6 separate regions of the Homo sapiens genome follow, and all the other regions are linked to region 4. Evidence: chromatin contacts called from ENCODE Hi-C or POLR2A ChIA-PET data. All regions are on one chromosome and are shown on one strand. Each heading gives the region's core, a stretch centred on a gene start or an enhancer-like site at or near the end of the contact. The rest is flanking DNA. Distances are from core to core; before and after follow the strand shown.

Evidence for each region. Hi-C counts contacts between places; a loop is a spot of excess contacts on that map. ChIA-PET counts read pairs that join two places held with the same protein, here RNA polymerase II (POLR2A). Pooled maps may share reads with other maps.
Region 1: a map of MCF 10A shows a loop between it and region 4 (6-fold over the local background). The contact joins two enhancer-like sites. A Hi-C loop is called at or near these places in 8 of 168 maps with a recorded cell type or tissue (HCT116, K562, MCF 10A and 5 more), 11 of 37 single-sample maps with no recorded cell type and 19 of 50 pooled maps.
Region 2: a loop to region 4 is called in a map of GM12878, with 4 times the contacts of the local background. The contact joins two enhancer-like sites. A Hi-C loop is called at or near these places in 3 of 168 maps with a recorded cell type or tissue (GM11168, GM12878 and GM13976), 30 of 37 single-sample maps with no recorded cell type and 7 of 50 pooled maps. POLR2A ChIA-PET finds 5 or more read pairs at or near these places in 1 of 52 experiments (OCI-LY7).
Region 3: a loop to region 4 is called in a map of gastrocnemius medialis, with 3 times the contacts of the local background. The contact joins two enhancer-like sites. A Hi-C loop is called at or near these places in 1 of 168 maps with a recorded cell type or tissue (gastrocnemius medialis) and 9 of 50 pooled maps. POLR2A ChIA-PET finds 5 or more read pairs at or near these places in 1 of 52 experiments (HEK293T).
Region 5: a pooled map shows a loop between it and region 4 (12-fold over the local background). The contact joins two enhancer-like sites. A Hi-C loop is called at or near these places in 2 of 37 single-sample maps with no recorded cell type and 4 of 50 pooled maps.
Region 6: a loop to region 4 is called in a map of mammary epithelial cell, with 6 times the contacts of the local background. The contact joins two enhancer-like sites. A Hi-C loop is called at or near these places in 3 of 168 maps with a recorded cell type or tissue (dorsolateral prefrontal cortex, mammary epithelial cell and prostate gland) and 8 of 50 pooled maps. POLR2A ChIA-PET finds 5 or more read pairs at or near these places in 1 of 52 experiments (MCF 10A).

Annotation. Positions count from the first base shown.
Region 1 is chr3:72,254,709-72,257,933 of GRCh38, reverse strand. No RefSeq gene overlaps it. Among named protein-coding and RNA genes, the nearest start is that of LINC00870, 110 kb to the right of the region's middle. Within about 2 kb of position 1,650, at least 6 of the 41 ENCODE cell types and tissues checked have a DNase peak (open chromatin) inside an H3K27ac peak, as active enhancers do.
Region 2 is chr3:72,077,218-72,080,375 of GRCh38, reverse strand. The region is part of intron 2 of LINC00877 (long intergenic non-protein coding RNA 877); the gene reads left to right. Among named protein-coding and RNA genes, the nearest start is that of LINC00877, 22 kb to the left of the region's middle. RefSeq lists enhancers at 1,718-1,767, 1,888-2,017, 2,088-2,177. Within about 2 kb of position 1,880, at least 3 of the 41 ENCODE cell types and tissues checked have a DNase peak (open chromatin) inside an H3K27ac peak, as active enhancers do.
Region 3 is chr3:72,122,783-72,125,601 of GRCh38, reverse strand. No RefSeq gene overlaps it. Among named protein-coding and RNA genes, the nearest start is that of LINC00877, 24 kb to the right of the region's middle. Within about 2 kb of position 1,386, at least 2 of the 41 ENCODE cell types and tissues checked have a DNase peak (open chromatin) inside an H3K27ac peak, as active enhancers do.
Region 4 is chr3:72,819,650-72,822,729 of GRCh38, reverse strand. The region is part of intron 6 of SHQ1 (SHQ1, H/ACA ribonucleoprotein assembly factor); the gene reads left to right. Among named protein-coding and RNA genes, the nearest start is that of SHQ1, 27 kb to the left of the region's middle. RefSeq lists enhancers at 134-413, 434-483. Within about 2 kb of position 1,514, at least 13 of the 41 ENCODE cell types and tissues checked have a DNase peak (open chromatin) inside an H3K27ac peak, as active enhancers do.
Region 5 is chr3:73,447,523-73,450,400 of GRCh38, reverse strand. All of the region lies in intron 3 of PDZRN3 (PDZ domain containing ring finger 3), which reads left to right. Among named protein-coding and RNA genes, the nearest start is that of PDZRN3-AS1, 170 kb to the left of the region's middle. RefSeq lists an enhancer at 1,334-1,403. Within about 2 kb of position 1,525, at least 3 of the 41 ENCODE cell types and tissues checked have a DNase peak (open chromatin) inside an H3K27ac peak, as active enhancers do.
Region 6 is chr3:72,032,528-72,035,348 of GRCh38, reverse strand. No RefSeq gene overlaps it. Among named protein-coding and RNA genes, the nearest start is that of LINC00877, 67 kb to the left of the region's middle. Within about 2 kb of position 1,493, at least 2 of the 41 ENCODE cell types and tissues checked have a DNase peak (open chromatin) inside an H3K27ac peak, as active enhancers do.

The DNA.
Region 1 (3,225 bases), core at 401-2,900, 560 kb after region 4:
CAGCATTGACTAGGCTCACTCATCCATCTGTGGTTAACTGCCGGGGCTGCTAAGGGCTGGCTGGTCCAGGCTGACCCAGCTGAGACAGTGTCTGTGTTCCATGAGCTTTTCATCCTTTAACAGGCTACCCCAGGGAGTCTCTGGACTCCAGGACAGAAGGACACAAAACCTTTTCAGACCTAGACCTAGGCCTGTCATGGTGCCACTGCTGCATCATTCTGTAGGTCAAAGCAAGTTACAAGGCCAGCCCAGACTCAAGGAGTGGAGAAACAAATTTCACCTTTTGATGGGAAAAGCAACAAAGTCACATTGAAAAGTCTGACTGCAGATACAGAGGGTGGAATAGTTTTGGCCATTTTTGCAAACAATCTGCTACACTTGTGAAATAATAGGCTCAAAATCACTTGGAAGAGCAGAAAGTCTTTACTGCAAAGAAAGATGCGAAGGGCAGAAAATCAGCTTAATCCCACAATCCCAAGGAACGCATTGAGAATGTATTTGTCTGTGTAATCCAGTCATTTCTCAGGCTCATGTAATGGTGTTTTGGGTGGAGTAGGAACCAGAATTTGAACGACCAGATGAACAGAATTAGATGAGAATCCTTTTTCTGGTTGTCTATTTGCAGCCTCTAAGAAGTGAAGTCTCCTGACTCATCCACATTTGAGTTTGGACATATGCTACTGGGACTAATGAATTTAGATAGCTTGGATGGTGGTCCAGTTTCGGGGACCCCCATGATGGGGGATGGTGTCTTTCGTGGTAAACAAGATATCTGACAGCATAAACAGCACAGGGAGGAGCTCTGGGTACTGTATAATGAATACAAGAAACTACCCTACCTCACAGTGGCATATGTGTTTTCTGGAAAGTCACAGCTGTCAACTGAAGGGGAGACATCTCTAAACTCAAATGCTTCAGGGGCTTAAGCAGCTTTGCTGTGTGACCCCTCTAAGTGAGTGTGATGCGGAGAGCATGTCATTCATTTCTTCCAGTTGATGATAGGACTTGCTGGCCACCGGGAGCTGGTGCCAGGAGAGATTTGGGTTTCTGGAGGATGGTGGATTTTCATCTCCAGCAGCACCAGCAAGGAAACAGCAGTTTCAGTGCAAAGAGCTGCGAAATCCCAGCCTTCCTAGCCTCATGGCACCTGGGTCTCTTTCACAGATACACGCAAGCAGTGTTGGAGCCGGAACTGGCCTCTAGAAATGTCGACCAGTTGTCATCCTCACCAGCAGACTACCGGAGTGTTTATTTCTCTTCTGCTTTCGCCAGCTCTGGACATTCTCACTAAAAAATAAAACAACAAATCCTGCATGGCTTTAAGAAGTCTCTTTATACATATGCATACATAGAAGCCGAAGGGTCCCGAAGCCATTCTGATTGGGCAACAATTTGGAAGACAAATGATGACAGCCACATTATGGGGCATGGCCAACCGACTGCCATCCTGCTTGAGAGGGTCCAGCAAGCTGCACACATTTGAATGTTCACTCGGGAGAGCGCTCCTCTCTTCCTCTTCAATTACCCAGCATGGTTACATGGTGCTTTTCACTCACCAAGCCCTGGAGGTTAATTACTCCACACGGTGCCTTTTACCAGCAGGAGGTGTGCCTTGGCAGTCCTCAGCCCTGCACGTGGCCTGCCCAGATGGGTGGCACATCCCGCCCTCGCTGGCTGCTGGGTTTCAGTTTGTTTTTGTTTATGTTGGCTCTGTTTCAACAGAGCCTACAGATGTGGTCAAACTGGAAAGGGGGTGGGGGACTAGAAGCAAAGGGGGGAAATAAAGGCGCCAATCATTTCTGATATCATCTGATCTGAGCAGAACTTTTTGAAGGGGGCAGTGAGAAAAGCCAGGCTTGGTCTGGGCCTCTGCTGCTTTCTATTTTCGGTCTCGTCTCCATCCCACCCAGAGAGTGGGAAGCCCAGGCACTGGGGCTCACCTTAAAGAGCCCGCGCAGAGCTTGCTCGAAGCAGCTCTGATTTCCAGGCCACAGGCAGGAACGGCTTGGCTCATTGGCCTCTTCTCCTCTTGGGGCTCCATGGGACTGGCTTAGTCCTAATGAGAGCTGGCAGACAGAGAGGAAGCAGGGTTGACAGAGAGCTGACTGCCCCTCCCCAGGCAGACTTTTCACCTGGCAGGTAAAAACCATCCCAATTAGCTGCCACAGCAAGGCTGAGCCTGGAGCTCACAGCCCATCCTGTCACCTGCCTTCCCTGGTGGCGGAAGCAGAAGCAAGACTGGGGGGCATGGTGGGTGGGTGGGGGGCTGTAGGCTGTGGGTGTGTGGGAGGACCCAGTTCCCGGAAGAGGCTGCACTTTCTCTGGGGTTTCCACAAAGCCCAGGAGATCTCTTCTGGGACAAACCCTTGCCCCAGCAGGCTTGGGGAGGGGCAATGAAAGAGTTAAGGCCCTCACTTCTTCACCCACCTCCCTGCTCCCCTATGACTGTTCCAGTGGCCCCCCCTTCCTTGTGGGGCTCCTGCGGCTTCCACAGGGAGCCAGGCAGGGCCCTGCCCTTGGCTACATCTGCCAAATGCAAATAGTTGCTAAAGTTATTTAGTGTGTCCTCACGGCTCCTTTTTGTCACTGGTGTTCCCTAGGCAACTGCTGCTGGAATGCAGTCAACTTCTAGAGGTTCTTCACAGGCAGGAATAGAAAATGGCTCTTGCTCACTTCTTGTTTGGGGGCTTCTCTGAGTGGATCCTTACATTGGGAACTAGAGTCCTTGTTTTTCTTATTTGAAAAGAGGACAGCGAGAGAAAGCTGACCAAACTGCCCTCTAGAAGTGGAGGAGGTGGAAATTCAGGGTCCCTTTGCTACTTTCGCTGGATGGAGGTGACCAGGGCTACAGAGAATGGCCTTCAACATGTTTATTTCCTTCTGCCAAGACCTTCCCACAGGAGCGACCTTCCCATAGAGCAAGAGAGGTTTCTCTCTTCTTTCTAAAGATTATACAGATCAGTCAACTTTATCTTAAAGCTATATTTCTCATATAAGCAAAACATTTCTTATAAAAAGTTGGAAAATACAGATAAAGTATAAAAAAGGGAAAAATCTCTATACACATTTCCCATAATCCCATCATCCACAGATGATCACTATTAACATTTTGATTACATGCTTATATTTGTATAGACGTCTTATACAAATTACCCCCAAACCCAATGGTTTTACAGCGGTTCTCAAACATTTTTGGTCTCAGGACACTTTTACACTTGTAAAGTC
Region 2 (3,158 bases), core at 631-3,130, 740 kb after region 4:
AAGAGATCCTTGTCATTCGATTCACTAGCATCCCAAGGCTAATACCACATTCAAATTTTCACTCGCATGAGTCAAAAAAACTTCCCCATTTTACTTAAGCTTTGAGTTGGTTTCTGGCACTTTTAACTGAAAAGGTCTGAATAATAAAGTTCATCAATCCACTTGTAACCTAACTTCTAGAATTCAGGTTGTGCTGGGAAATTGCTAATTCAAAACTCAAGTGCCTACATCAGCGTGGGAAGGAGTCCTTTGGAGCTGTCTGAAATTTCAGGGCATTGTCCCCATTGGAAGCTTTGAACATTACACTTAGAAATGCTAATGAGAAAGAGAGAAAAGAGGGAGAGAGAGAAGGTTTAACCAATTTTCAAAAGCCAAAGTCAGTCTTTTTAGGAGAGAAAGGGGAAGAAAAAGGGATGGAAGACACTGGGAGTGTTTTTAGTGGCTGAGACAATGGAGGGTCTTCCTTACCAGGTAGTGAGGAATTTTTCCTACAAAAAAGACACGAGTGGCTTTTGTATTTGTAGACAGGACTAACCCTCCTGGGGGTGAGCTGATCAAGGTGAAATTATATAACCTATACAGTTAACTAAAGTGAATTCATCTCCATGCCCTCAGCAAGAAGAGTGAAAAAGAGGGCTGACATGGTGTTGGTTCTGCCCATCCTCACCTGCAAGGGGCATGTGAGAGCTGAAGTAATCAGATTTACTTCCTACCTCTCACGGTGCAAGCACCTCACTGTGCTAGTGGGCATTTGAAGGGATTTTCCAAATGCACCTTTAACTGTACACAATTTTCATCTTTGTAGAAATTTAGAACCCGACTCCCTAAATAACATGAGACATCACCATCACAGGCCTCATATTACAAGCCTGTACAGAGGGTGTGTGTGTGTGTATGTGTGTGTATGTGTATGTGTGTGCATATGTGTGTGTCTCAGAATATATCTGATGGTTATTTGAAGCTCAGTATTAATAAGCTATATAATAACTGGGTTCTATAGTATTTGAAATCAAAATCACTTTTAGATTCCTCTAGGCTCTTGTAAATGATAAGTACATCAAAATGCCTTGTGATGGCCTTCTGGGAAAAAATCCTCTCAGCCCAATTTACCAGGCAACTTTTATCCCATTGAATAAACTCGAGGCTCTAAGGCAGTGACTCTGCCATCAACAACATATATGAAAGCCTGCACTTTGTGGTTGGTCTGTTTTGTGTGAGGTGGGCACTTGCTGTTCTACTTGCCCAGTGGCACTTTTTAATTGGAATGATTTTTATTTGGTCTGATTTCCTGAAATAGAATACATCGCCTGCTTTAGAAACCCCAGATAGTCTATCAGCACAGACAGCAAATTGTCCTGGGGTTCTTGGCTTAGCTGTTTGTGGGGAGAAAGACTGCTGGGCAGGGTTTTGGCAGGGGGCAGTTGTAGCATATTCAAATCAGATATTGAAACAGTTTGTGTGTGTTTAGGAAGTAACCACAAATTTGACATGCCACCTCCACCCCAAACCCCAAACTGGTTCCATTCCAACAGGCAGTAGTCTCAAAGACTCTCTTAAATGGTTCATTTCTTCCTATTTACAACTCCCACAGTGAGCTGTTTTTTTAAGGGGAAATCAGTTTCTATGAACATCTAGGGCCCTGAGTGGGTCTTTGCTCTTTATTTGTCCTGCTTTGTTTAAACCAAAGAATACCTCAAGCCAGTAACCAGGCGAGCAGGGGCCTGTGACAGGCATGGTCACCTGAAATCCATTTATGCACAGGGATTGAAGGAGCAATCATATTCTAAATAAGGCTAATGAAGCTTTTTGTGAAAGCGCCAAAACCCACACACAAACGTCACCCTTGGCGTGTTCTCATTTCCACGGAGCAAAAGCAAAGGGGAGAAGGCTTACTGGGAAGCTGCCGCTGGCACATAGAATTAAGCAAAGGCTGTCCCATAGGTGTGCACAGCGGGCTTCTTTTCAGAGGGAGGATGAGGAGGAGGCAATGTGGTTCTTGCATACTAAGGGACTCAGTGTACTGCTCTAGGTGTGATTTTTCTTTTCTGTCACAATTGAGCCCAGTTTGAATTTCTCCCCTTACTTTCTTTTGGTTCACTCTTTTCCTTCATGGTAATCTTGCTGCTTAATGACCCTGGCCCCAGGCTTCCAAGGTAACTTGCCAAGAAGTTCAAGTTTACTTCTGAAGTCCATGGCTCTCACTTCCTCTTCCTTCGTCCCTCACCGCTTCTCACTTTTCTCCTCACACCTCCCGCACAACATCTGAAATATTCACTACCTCCAAGCGGCCCCGCTTTTGCAACCCACCCAAGCCTGTCATTTGTTTAAACGCTACTACTTATTTGGGTTTTGGCTCTGGGCCAGTCATCAGCAAACATTTTCTGAAAAGGGTTAGATAGTAAATAGTCTCAGCTTTTGAGCCACACTGTCTCTGTTGCAACCCTTCACTCTGTTATATCATGTAAATAGCCATCAACAATATGTAAATGAACAGGTAGGTGTGTCTGTGTTGCAATAAAACTTCATTTACAAAAAGAGGCAATAGGTTTGATTTGGCCTGATGGTCAAATGGAGTGAGTCCATGTGACATATGCAGGAAACTCACAAGGCTTTTAAGAATGGTATGTGCCCCAAAACACTGCCAGCTTGACCTGAAAGGGACAGAGAGAACAAAATGAAAGAAGGTTGTCAGATCACCAAAATTCTACAGACAGGAAACAGGTGGGTGAAACTACAGCTGCAAACAAGTATTACCCTTTATGAAGAAGGAAAGATGACTGTGAGAGCAGACCTTATAGGCTCTGAAGGCAGAGCTGAGAGCCATGCCTTGAAACCTAATGGAGTTTTTCTGGTTGGATTTAGAAAACATTTGGGACCAGGGACTCTTTTTTTTCTTTCCTTCTTCTCTCGTTTTGAATGGGAGTGCTGTTACCCTGGTGGAGTGTGTTTCATTTTGTATTTTGGGAGCAGATAATTTCTTTGCTAGCTTCATAGGTCCACAGATAGAGAGAAATTGTGCCACACACTGGACTATACCCAGAGCTTCACCCATGCCTATATTCGATGATTTATGTGATGAGAAATGAAACTTTTGACCTGATAAGACTTAGATGAGATTTTGGATTCAGGTTGATTGCTGTAATGGGTTGGGAGTTTTT
Region 3 (2,819 bases), core at 137-2,636, 700 kb after region 4:
CCCCAGAGGTATCTGGGACAGCACCCAATAATCAGAATCATTAATATTTCTATAGCAAAATGTCTGAATTGTTTGTGCTAAATAGTATACTTCAGAAGTCAGCAAACTACACCCTGTGGGCCAAATCCCACCTGTTTATGTAGATCAGGTTTTATGGGAACACAGCCATGCCCACTTCTTATGGCTGCTTCCCTGCTGCAAGGGTAGAGCTGAGTGCCAAAAATACTATCTGGCCCTTTACGGGAAAAAAAAATTGTCAACCTCTGGTATAAATGATCTTTCTAAATAATTCAGGTCAGTTTTGCCACCAAATGACTGTAAACCTACAGAAAATCTTTTGGTTTTCAAAGTTGTTGAATTTTGGAAGCACAAACAGTGGAACATGGGCCCCTAGTTAGTGACAGAGCAGAAGACTCAACCCCACATTACTGCAGAGCCCATGCTCTTCATCCAAACAAGCTACAGCCCCATGTCCTTAGTATTTAAGAGTGAAATGGACCCATTTTAGGATCACAGATACCCAAAAGCTTAGGGCCATATGTGGCCCTGGGCATCATTCGGTTCCCATGGATGAATAAGATAACAGTCTGCAGGCCAAGTCAGAACAGAGGCACATTCATCATGCAGCACTTTAGCAATAATGCACCTGAAAGATTTTAGCCAGGAGTGGACACTCTTTTTTACATTTTTACTTTTTCCTGGAGACAGGGTCTTGCTCTGTCACCCTGGCTGGAATGCAGTGGCACAATCATAGCTCACTGCAGCCTCAAACTCCTGGGCTCAAGCGATCCCCCAGACTTCAGCCTCCCAAGTAGCTGGGACTCGAGGCACATGAGACCACATCCTGCTAATATATATATATTTTTTTTACTTTTTTAAAGACAAGGTCTTGCTATGTTGTCCAGGCTGGTCTTGAACTGCTGGCCTCAAGCAAGCCTCCCACCTCAGTCTCCCAAGTAACTGGGACTACAGGTGCGACCTACCATACCCAGCAGTGGATACTCTTTTGGTTAGCCGCAATCACCCACATTCCCTGCCTCTTTATTGTCTCACCCAATCTCCTTCATGATAGATGTTTCCAGCCTGGTCCCTGAAGGCTTTTGAGATTTGAATGTTGAGACCTAATCTTCCTCTTCTATGCTATAGAGGGAGACAAAAAAAGTTCAACAGCAAAGCCTCTCATATAAGGTCACAGAAAATAAGTGGCCAAGTTGGGACCAGAACACAGGTCTCCTGTCCCCTCCACCAATCTCTTCTACTTCACTCTTAGGTACTTATTTTGGCTCGGGGCCACTGATGATTCATACCACCAGCTTTCACTGGCTGCTTCTGCCTGCCACGTCAGTCCCCTTCTCTGCTTGACTTTGTTTTCCCTGCAGGTCACCAGTAAATCACTTGCCTAAACAATCATCACCTTCAAATGTTCAGTGCTGGTCCCAGATGTCGTAATCTCTCTTGGCTTCGTTTGATGCTCTGGAAAGAAGTTTCCTTGGAGATCTTCCAAATCCAGGACTGGAAACTTGTTATCACATGAATTTAAGGCCACGTCAGATCTCGGCTTTCAAAATCATCACAGCTTACCTCTCCTCTAACACAACTGAACTGTGGCCTGCAGGCGAAGGTGCCCAAGTCTTGGCTGATCCCTTCTAGATGGAGTTCTGGGGTCTTGTTTTTGGAAGGAACAACTCTTGGCCTGGAGATGATGATCTACTGACATCATTCTCCCCGTGGTCATTCCTGCAGGAATTCCAGAAGAAAAGCAAAGCATCTACCTTAATTAGAATAGGTACAAAATATCTTCCAGCTGTTGGCCTTTCGTGAGGGTGATAAAGTTTCTTTTACTGAGTACTTTTCCTCTGGTTTAGGCTCAGTTAAACGTCATCCATAAGGTATCCACCATAGGGATGCAAATCACTTTTGAATTAGAATCCCTCACCATAGGTTCAGGGATAAGGGCCAAGAGTACTCAACTATGTTCCATGGCGTTTTCTTTTTGAGAGACATTGCGAAGAGTTAGATGTTTCTAGAAGTGAATGTCTGTTTTCTCTGCATTGGAATGTGGCTATTATCTTCATCACTGCTTAGTCCCTTCAACTAGTATATGGTCATTGATGTAGACTGAGAGTTGTACCTGGAAGAGGTCTTGTACAAGGAAGAAAAAGTTGATTCTCCCATAATTTCCATCAACGAACCTCCTCTAGCCATTCCAATGAACATACAACCTCAGTGGAAATAATGAACGTCTCTGCAGGAGCACTTCACTTCCACGCTATGACCACACCATCCCCTTTCTTCTGCCGTATTGTCCCCAAACACCTCTGGTTAGAAGTTTTGGAGGACCTTGACTGGAATTCAGACAATCTTATTGGAACTTTGAGAATTGTGTACTTGGATAATTAGCGTACAATCTCCACCATTCAACCTGATGTTTTGTTTTGTTGTTTTCCCTTGGATACATATATAGATATCTTTTCACAGGCTAAAGTTTTTTTTTTAAACAGGGTCTCACTTTGTCACCCAGGCTGGAGTGCAGTGGTGCAACCACAGCTCACTGCAGCCTCAACCTCCTGCGCTCGAGTAGTTCTCTCTCCTCAGCCTCCTGAGTAGCTGGGACTACAGGTTCACCACCGCACCCAGCTAATTTTATTTATTTATTTATTTTTGTAGAGAAGGGCTTTTGCCATGTTGCCCAGGCTGGTCTCAAACTCCTAAGCTCAAGCAATCCACCCACCTCCACCTCCCAAAATGCTGGGGTTACAGGCATGAGCCACCGCTCCCAGCCTGTGATAGGTTAAAGTTGAAACAGCCGAATCATGTCC
Region 4 (3,080 bases), core at 265-2,764:
ATAGATAGTTAATTGTACATGCTAGGTAGATCTGATCATGAAGTTTGAACAAACTTAAATCATCAAGTGTGTCAACTGGTTTGAGTCAGTTTCCCTAATTTTAGCACGGTATTTTAATGAGGTGGTGTGGGAGAAAATTGATGGTTGCGTAGTTGAGTTTTCTGTCCACCAGGGTGAGCTAGTTGCCCTAAAAATCAAGAGAAGGCGTTCCCTTTGATTTAAATTCTAACTTGCTCTACTTTGATAAACTGTAGCTTGTTCTCAGTCCAGTTTTCTGTGTCAGCAATGCTCTTAGTCTTCTTTGTGTAATTTTAGCAGGAGATCAAGCCACTCAGTCCTTTTAACCACCTGCCCTCCTGACCCTTCATCTGACCCATGACTGATAGCCAGGCTGGTGCATCAGGAACAGTCATAGTCTGCAAAGCCATTATGGTGATTCATTCTAAAAACCACCTTTAAAAATAGCAAGGACATGTGATCTAAGGTAGACGAACTTGAGCTTTGTGTCGAACAGCGTGTCTCTTCTAATAATACCAAATGTAAGATATAAACTAAATGTAGGCTTGGGGTTGGACTTCTTGTTCCACCACATGCCTGCGATATGATCTTGCACCTTTGGGTTGCTGTGGAATGCTGTACCTACCTCAGAGTTGTCCTGAGATTGAATGAAACGATGTATTTAAAATCCTGTAAATGTTAGAAATTATTATTGTAGAGTAAAATCAGTCACAGGAGAGCCAGGAGTTGGATGGTTTCTCTGTGAAATTACAATTTTTATACATTTAGAAAGCTTTAAGGGAAAGTTCCTTGTTAACAAGATTTCTCTCTCATTTGAAAAATCCTGGTTCAAATATTTGGGGCACTCAGAATTGGAGGAATAAATTGAAGTGTGTTGAGCCAGGATAAAATATGGGGGAAAAGAAATAAACCAAGAAATAAACATCACAGTTTTCTGCTGAACTATGGTGCATGCTGCTGTACCTTTTCTCCTCTTCCTCTTTGTTCTTTGCCTCTCTGGCCTTCTTCCTCTTTGTGTCATAGCGTGGGCTGTTGTCTGTTTAACACCTCCTCATCAGGTGTCGCCAGGCAGATACAACAGTGCAGGTGAGGGGTGTACCTTTGATTCATTCTGTATCATAAAATATTAACCTAGATTGCTTTGAATTCCAGATAAGCCTTAGGTGGTGAACTTTGCTCCCTCTTTTTCTCCCTTGGTTGTAATTCTTGTCGTTTTCATCACAGCCCTGAGTTACAACAGGGAGACTTTTCTCCAGCTTTGTAGTGATCCAGATTTTCCTCCCCAAAGGCTTGTAAATGGAAGTGTTAAACGCCGTGCTTCCCCTGAGCTCTGGTTTCATGAGGATGAACTCACCGCATTTCCCATGTTGTCTTTCAGTGGTTAATCTGAAGCTCCAGAGTCTTGGCACGTTATTGCTTGTTATGACACCACGTAACATTTATAGTCAATGAACTTCCTAGCAGGGACATCCTGTTTGGCACCAGTGAGCCCTTCAGTGTTTGTAGAGATAACTGTCAGTGTCAACTTTGAAAGTTGTAGCACTGCAGGGCTACCCATTTAGGCTGAAGGTTTGAATGCAGCACAATTTTTTCTGGTTCCCTTGATCTGGTTCCAGTGAATGTACAATGTAATAGACAGATGTGCGTTACTCTGAGAGCATTGAGATCCTTTGTGATTTAATTGTTGACCCAGATAAGAGGGATGTTTGGGAGGGGGATTTAGAGAGGAAGGGAGGATTTAAAAGTAACAAAATTAGAAAATATTTGGAAGAGAAAAGTGACTACCTTGCAGACATCTTTCATTTTGATAGTCCCTTTGCAGCCTTCAGACATATTGGTGGGGTTTTTGATGTTGGGAGGTGGTCCTTGGCCATTTGCTTCAATGCTAGGGCACCAGTTTCCTCCTCAAATGTATTGAGAGTTCAGCTGACTTTTGTTTCACTGGAGATTATTTTTAAAAGTATAATTAGCCAAAACATTGTGAACTATATAGCAAAGCTGCTTTGTAGTGTAGCTAAGTCATACAAATGCTTGACAAATGTTATTCATGGTGGCAATCATCCAAGCATTGTTGGCACTGCATCTGTAGTTATTTCCAGTACTGCTGCTAGGTTAGACTTGATTGTGTGCAAACTTCCCCCAAGTTCCCCTTTGGGTGATATGATTTACAGCTCTAATAAAAAAGGCCTTAGGGAGCTCAGACTTTTGGTTTCTCTAGTGATTTCCTGGTTTGTTGTTATTGTTATTTATCATCTCTGATTTCTTTGCTTGAATTTCAGAATTTAAATGCATTTGTGTGTTATTAATGAAGTAGGCCACAGTGGAACTTATAAATGCTCAGTAAAAGGTGGAAGTGTTTTAGGGAAAGTCTAGCAGCTCCTAGTATCCAAGAATTCAGAAGAATAATTCAAGTAGGTTTTTCTTCTGTGCACAGTTATTGAAAATGACTAATGTAGAAATACTTACATGTGGATAATGTAACGTCAGAACCTACATTGCCTAGGTCAACTTTTATAAATGGATAAACGTCGATAGGTATGATTACTTAAAAATGAAGGCATAAATATGTAGAGAGTTGACATGTTGCTAAATAGTTTCTGGGCATGCTTACTTTGTGATTGAGAATTATGTGGGAGCAGGGGTCTATTAGTCAACTAGGATATAAAGACTTTTCTCTAGTCAGAGATCATGAACACCTGGCATTTTCCCATTAGCTAAATTAATGAACATCTCAAAAACCATACCTAAGGGAATACTGTCTCTAACCTTCTTGCTAAATACAAGGAGTCATAAAATATTTTGTCAGGTATGCTTTCTTCCTGCAGTGAGTATATGCCTTCATGCCATTTCCTTAAATCAAATTGCTTAAAATGAACTGAGAGCTTTTATTTAAATTAAGGAACTTCAGATGCGTCCTCCAATGAGGCAGTCAACACTCAGTTTATCTGTCTTATTAATTAAATCCAGTAAATTTTAAATTAAATACAGTTGACCCTTGAACAAAACATGTTTGAAATGCATAGGTCTGCTTATATGGGGATTTTCTTTTGCCTCTGCCACCC
Region 5 (2,878 bases), core at 276-2,775, 630 kb before region 4:
GATTATGATGCCAATCTGCACATCCATGAGCAATGTCACCCATTTTTAAATATAACTTGGAGAATAGCTAAGTAGTATGTTTAACAAGGGCTTGAGAATGTTTAGTACGCTCTATAGGGTAAGGAAGAATTGCTACTGAGAAGGCATATGGGATCAGTGGCATGTCAATGTAGAACACAGTAATGTAGAATGGACTGGCATCATGAGAGGGAAGCCTCTCTCACATTAAATATAAAAATATCTTAGGAAACATTTTCCAAAAACCAATGCTGTTAGAACTTGCAGTGGAACTGGGCTGACTTATTTTCTTCCTTCAGAGGTCTTTAATTAATAAAAAGAGAACTGAGAGTAAAGGAAAAGGCACAGTCCATCCAGTGCCTCCTAAGGACCCTTCTCATCATCGTCCTCCAGAGGAGGTACCTATGGCGTGTGCTGCCCAGCTGTTGGTGGTTGGGAGTGTGAATCAGACTGAGACTCTGTCTAGGGGTGCTGGTTTGAGTTTTTTAAGTCAATTGCCTCATCTACGTAAAGCATGCAGTTAGAACAGGCTTTTCTTACACCCCAGACTGAAGCATTTTTTAGTCGAGAAGTCAATTTAAGGGAGGCAATATATTCTTTTGCAGCCTGTGCCATAAGAATAAAAGTCCAGGCTGCCACTTATTACAGTTTAACTGAATGATGGATTCTAGCCTGTTTTAATTAAATTACATATTCAATTATTTTTGTTTGAAATTAAAAGCTTGATTATATTACCGAATGCTATGTAATTTTACACGCGTTGTTCGCTTATTTAACAGTGAGGCGTGGGATATGATTAACAATGTGGCTGCCAGTAGAAAGAAGCAAAATAATTATTTGTTCAATATACAAGTCCTCATCATGATTCAGAAATCAATATGCATCCACGGAGGATTTGCTCGCACTGTGGATTATGGAACTCAGTGTGGCCTTCCCTCATTTCCCTATGAATGTAAAACCTGGAGACTTTGGTTCACCAGGCAGGTTTTTATTTCCCTCTCTCTCTTTTTTTTTTTAAAGACTGATGTTTAACTACAGCCGTTGGGACTTAAATCAGAGCATCCAGTGCCCGAATATGAATATTAATCAGATGCCAGGCCATGGAGTTCCTCGCCGAGTTTGACAGTTTAAAGGATCAGTTAGTTAATTAGAAGATGACATGGCACGCTGGGTCCCAAGGCTCTGTCCTGCCTTCTGTCTCCTCTTTTCATTTCCCTTTTTGACAAGTTGGATTACATCATTACTTGTAGTTTCACTTGTTAGCCCCACCATGAAATGAGAATATTTTATGCTTTAATTATCTGTGATTTCTTCCCCCTTTCTCTGCAAAGACCAGGCTTAAAATGAAACTCAAAGAAACATAAGAATCAGAGGTTCAAAGTCCCATGAAAATCAGTCTTGTGACTCCAACCATGCCACACACCACATTGCAGTGAGAAATAGAAGGTTTGTGGTAGCATGAGAAACTGGGTTGTGGTAGTCATGGTGACTGGTTTTAAATATAAAAGGTGCCTGTCCTGACTTTCGTGCCACAAGTACAGATGTATCACACCAGGTGTTTCCATGGCTTCTCTGGCTTGAGGTGTTACATACTGTGAATATCCTCAGGGGTAGCCACAAATTATTCTGGCCTATGTTTCTTGCCCACCCTAGTAGCTAAATGCACCCCAATGTCTGAACAATTCTGTTCTAAATGTTTTTTTCTTGCCATGATATTGCTCACTTGTGAAGCTTCTATTAAATAAAGTTTACATGTGGTCTGTATAGCAGCTTAGTCCCCAGGAAAAAAAAACAAGATTGAGATTAGTGTTTAGCTCTTCAAATGAAGGTTTTTCTGATGCCCTAAGTAGAATTAACTCTTCACTCCTTTCTCCCCATCTACTCTGCAGACAGCTGCTGTGGCACATCTAAAGTTTAATTACACCAGACGCTGAGCTATACAAGGGATGGAACTAGGGTTCAGCATCATCCCTAGCAAACATTAAAAGTGAAAATGTAAAAAAGAAAGGAAGAAAACTAAAATCTACTGAGCATTTACCATTAATGCTGCAAGCCAGCCACTTCACTGAGTAACTCTGTATGAGTAATTTCTCATTAGTCTTCACAACAATCGTAGGTGGTTAGAAGAAAAAATGAAGACTTGGGAAGAATCTTGCCAGGTCACAATGGCATGTGCTAAAGAAGCTGAGCTGGGATTTGAAATTAGGCAGTCTGATCCCAGATTCCCCTCCTGTGCTGAATCTCACATGGTAGGTGCTTATTTACGGGTGATGAAAGAGAAGGATGTTTTTGGTTGTCAGAGGGCATTTCTAATAGGTTGAACTCCCACTGGCAGTATATGGAGACAGAAGAGAGGTGGGAAGAAGAAAATGTGTGTGCTAGATATGATCCTTACTACTGGAAAAGCTATGATATTTAGGGCATATCTATATTTATGTAGAATGCAAGAGGAAAAGGAGCTAGCAGGCATTACCAGAGGGATCTGGGTAGATGAGGAATGTATACTATGAAAGGACCAGGGAAGAGTTAAGAAGGAGTGTAGAGTCAACAGGGTCAGGTGTTACAGGGAAGGTCAAGGCAGGTGGTGGTCTTTAGGAGAAAGAACATCAACATGGTTAACAGAAGGCTGGGGCCACATCTCAGTTCCGCCGGTAAGTAATCTTTTTGGACTGCAACTGAATTATCTCTAAAGCCAGTGGAGGTAAATCTTGAACTATGGACCTCCACGTCCTCCTATTTAGATAGTTTGAATGGAGGACTTACAACAAGCTCTTGGTTGCGGCAATTGGGAGGTCATTATGACCCCAGATGGGACAGCTATAGTAGTGTGTGTTCGGCTATGGAGGAAGGATTGCAGAGG
Region 6 (2,821 bases), core at 244-2,743, 790 kb after region 4:
TTTCCCTGCCTCCCACCTCTCAAACTCACCGCAGAGCTTCCCCTTGGCCACATCCAACTCAGCACCTCCCATTGGCCACACCCAACCCAGCACTTCCCATTGGCCACACCCAACCCAGCACCTCCCATTGGTCACACCCAACTCAGCACCTCCCAGTGGACACATCCAACTCAGTATCTTCCACTGGTCACACACAATTCTGTACCTGCCATTGGTCATACCCAACCCAGCACTTCCCATTGGCCACACCCAACCCAGCACCTCCCATTGGTCACACCCAACTCAGCACCTCCCAATGGACACACCCAACTCAGCATCTCCCATTGACCACACCCAATCCAGCACCTCCCATTGGTCACCCCAACCAGGAGCCACAAACCAGGGATCCTCAGAAGCACAGCCTGCAGGGGTCAGCCTCCTGCGATACAGAGCAGAGCAGGGGTGGGTGGGCATGGATCAGAGGTGGGAACAGATCAAAGATAATAGGACTGTACACTGCTGTTCCCCAGAAGCTGCCATCTCTGGGTTCCCACATGCAGTACCTCACTTCTCACCTGAGAAGAAATGGCCCTTTGAGATCCAAAGATGCCATCATTGAGTCTCTATCAGAAATTAGGATCAAGTTCCAAGACATTCATACCCTGCTGGTGGGATTGTAAAATGGCACAACCACTTTAGAGAACTATTTAGCAATTTCTGATCAATTAAACATCCATCCATCCTAAGACCCAGCGAGTCCACTCTTGGGTATTTTCTCAAGAGCAATAAAAACATCGCACAAAAAGAATTATACAAGAATGTGTACAGCATTTTTTCCATAACAGCCAAAATTGGGAACAATTTAAATGTCCATTCTCTGAGGAGTGGATAAACAAAATTATGGCAGAGTCATACAATGGAACACTACTCAGCAATTAAAAGGAGCACACTACTTCTACACACAGCAATGTAGTGAATCTCAAAAAGATTACAAGAAGCCAGACATAAAAGAGTGCATACTACCTCATTCATTTAAGTAGAATCCAAGAAGACATAAAAATCTAATCTACATTGAGAGAAATCATAGTGGTTCTTAGTACGGGGGTTGGGGATTGACTCAGAAGGCACATCAAGGAACTTTCAGCTATGAAGCAAATGTTCTGTATCTTATTTTGGCTAGTGGTTACCCAGGTGTATACAATTATCAATACTCGTTCAACTGAAAACCTAAACTTTGTGCATGTTAGTGTGTGTTATTTATTTGTTGTAGGGGACTGGAATATGCCACCCAAAAATATGCCTCCTTGGCATAAGAATTATTTTGAACTGATTATTTTGAGAAACACAGCAACAAAAGAGAAGCTCTGGAAATGAAGTAGAAGTTACCCTTTTGTAAGGGAAATTTGCATCTATAAAGGAAGTCTCTATTTGTAATGGTGTCTCCCACTCTGTACCAGAAAAAGGATGACTAAATCTCAAGAAAAAAAAATTTTTTTTGAGACAGCGTTTCACTCTGTTGCCCAGGCTGGAGTGCAGTGGCACAATCACGGCTTACTGTAGCCTCAACCTCCTGAGCTCAAGCAATCCTCCCACCTCGACCTCCTGAGTAGCTAGAACTACAGGCGCACACCACAATGTTTAGCTAATTTTGTTTATTTTTTGTAGAGATGGGGGTCTCAGTATGTTGCCCAGGCTGGTTGGTCTCAAACTCCTGGGCTCAAGCAATCCATCTGCCTCAGCCTTCCAAAGTGCTGGGATTACAGGCGTGAGCCACTGCACCTGGCCAAGAAACTCTTATCAGTGGAGAAGGAACCAAATTAAATTCTGCAAAACAAAACTTCTTTTTTTACCATTCATTTCCTGGTCACCTTCCCCATAACTTGCCTCCCCAACGCCCTTTTTACTTTGTTCTAGTTGAAGATGCTATGTAAGGCAGAGTTCTAGGCCACTTCTTTGAGAGTGACTTATTTTTCTCGGGGTATTTCCCATGTGTTTGTGAGGTATAAATGTTAAAACACTCTGTTGTTTTACCCTTGTTAATCTGTCTTTTGTTACAGGGGGTCTCAGCTGAGAGCTTAGAAGATTAGAGGGAAAATTATTTTTTTCCTACCCTACAATGTCAAATTAGTTGTAATGATACAAAACCAACAAAAAAGAACCAAATTTCAAGGTAAAGGAAAAATTTCCTACTTCTCTACTTGGCCTGCGCTATCAAGAAAGACAACATTATTACAACCTGGCAGATTTCTTACTCCACAGTTCTGTATGGTGGGATATTACCCACAAGCAGGTAGATGGCACTCAGTTTTTTAGGCTAATTCATATGACATAGACCGGGAGTGACACGCAGCCCCAATGCCCCCACCACCCCCATGATTCATGGACATGGGACAAACTCAGCAGAAATGGTTGATGGGTGTTTTACATTAAACTAAGTGGCCATAAATATTTAATCACGTGACCATTACTTTTAAATACATCACCTACCACTGTGTATTCCTTTTGGAAACGGTGCCCTTCTGGCTTTATCCAAATACCGACTAAGAGCACTGGGAAAAGATACTAGGGCAAGAAATGTAACACTCCCTCTGCAAATGTTGCTTCCCCAGCATTCACTTCCAGTTTTCCACCTCCACCCCCACCCCCACCCCCAGTTTCTATTTAGGGCTCTGTGTAATTCTAGGGAAGCGAACTCTCCCCGCCCCTTCCTCCCATCCTGCCAGCTCTAGGTTTGTAGCACCTGACTCAGACTAGGCCAATCACTGCCTTTCATCCCACCACACCACCTCCCACCAGAGAGATTGGGTGAAGGTGGATGTGTGAACTAAACAGGCCCCATCAT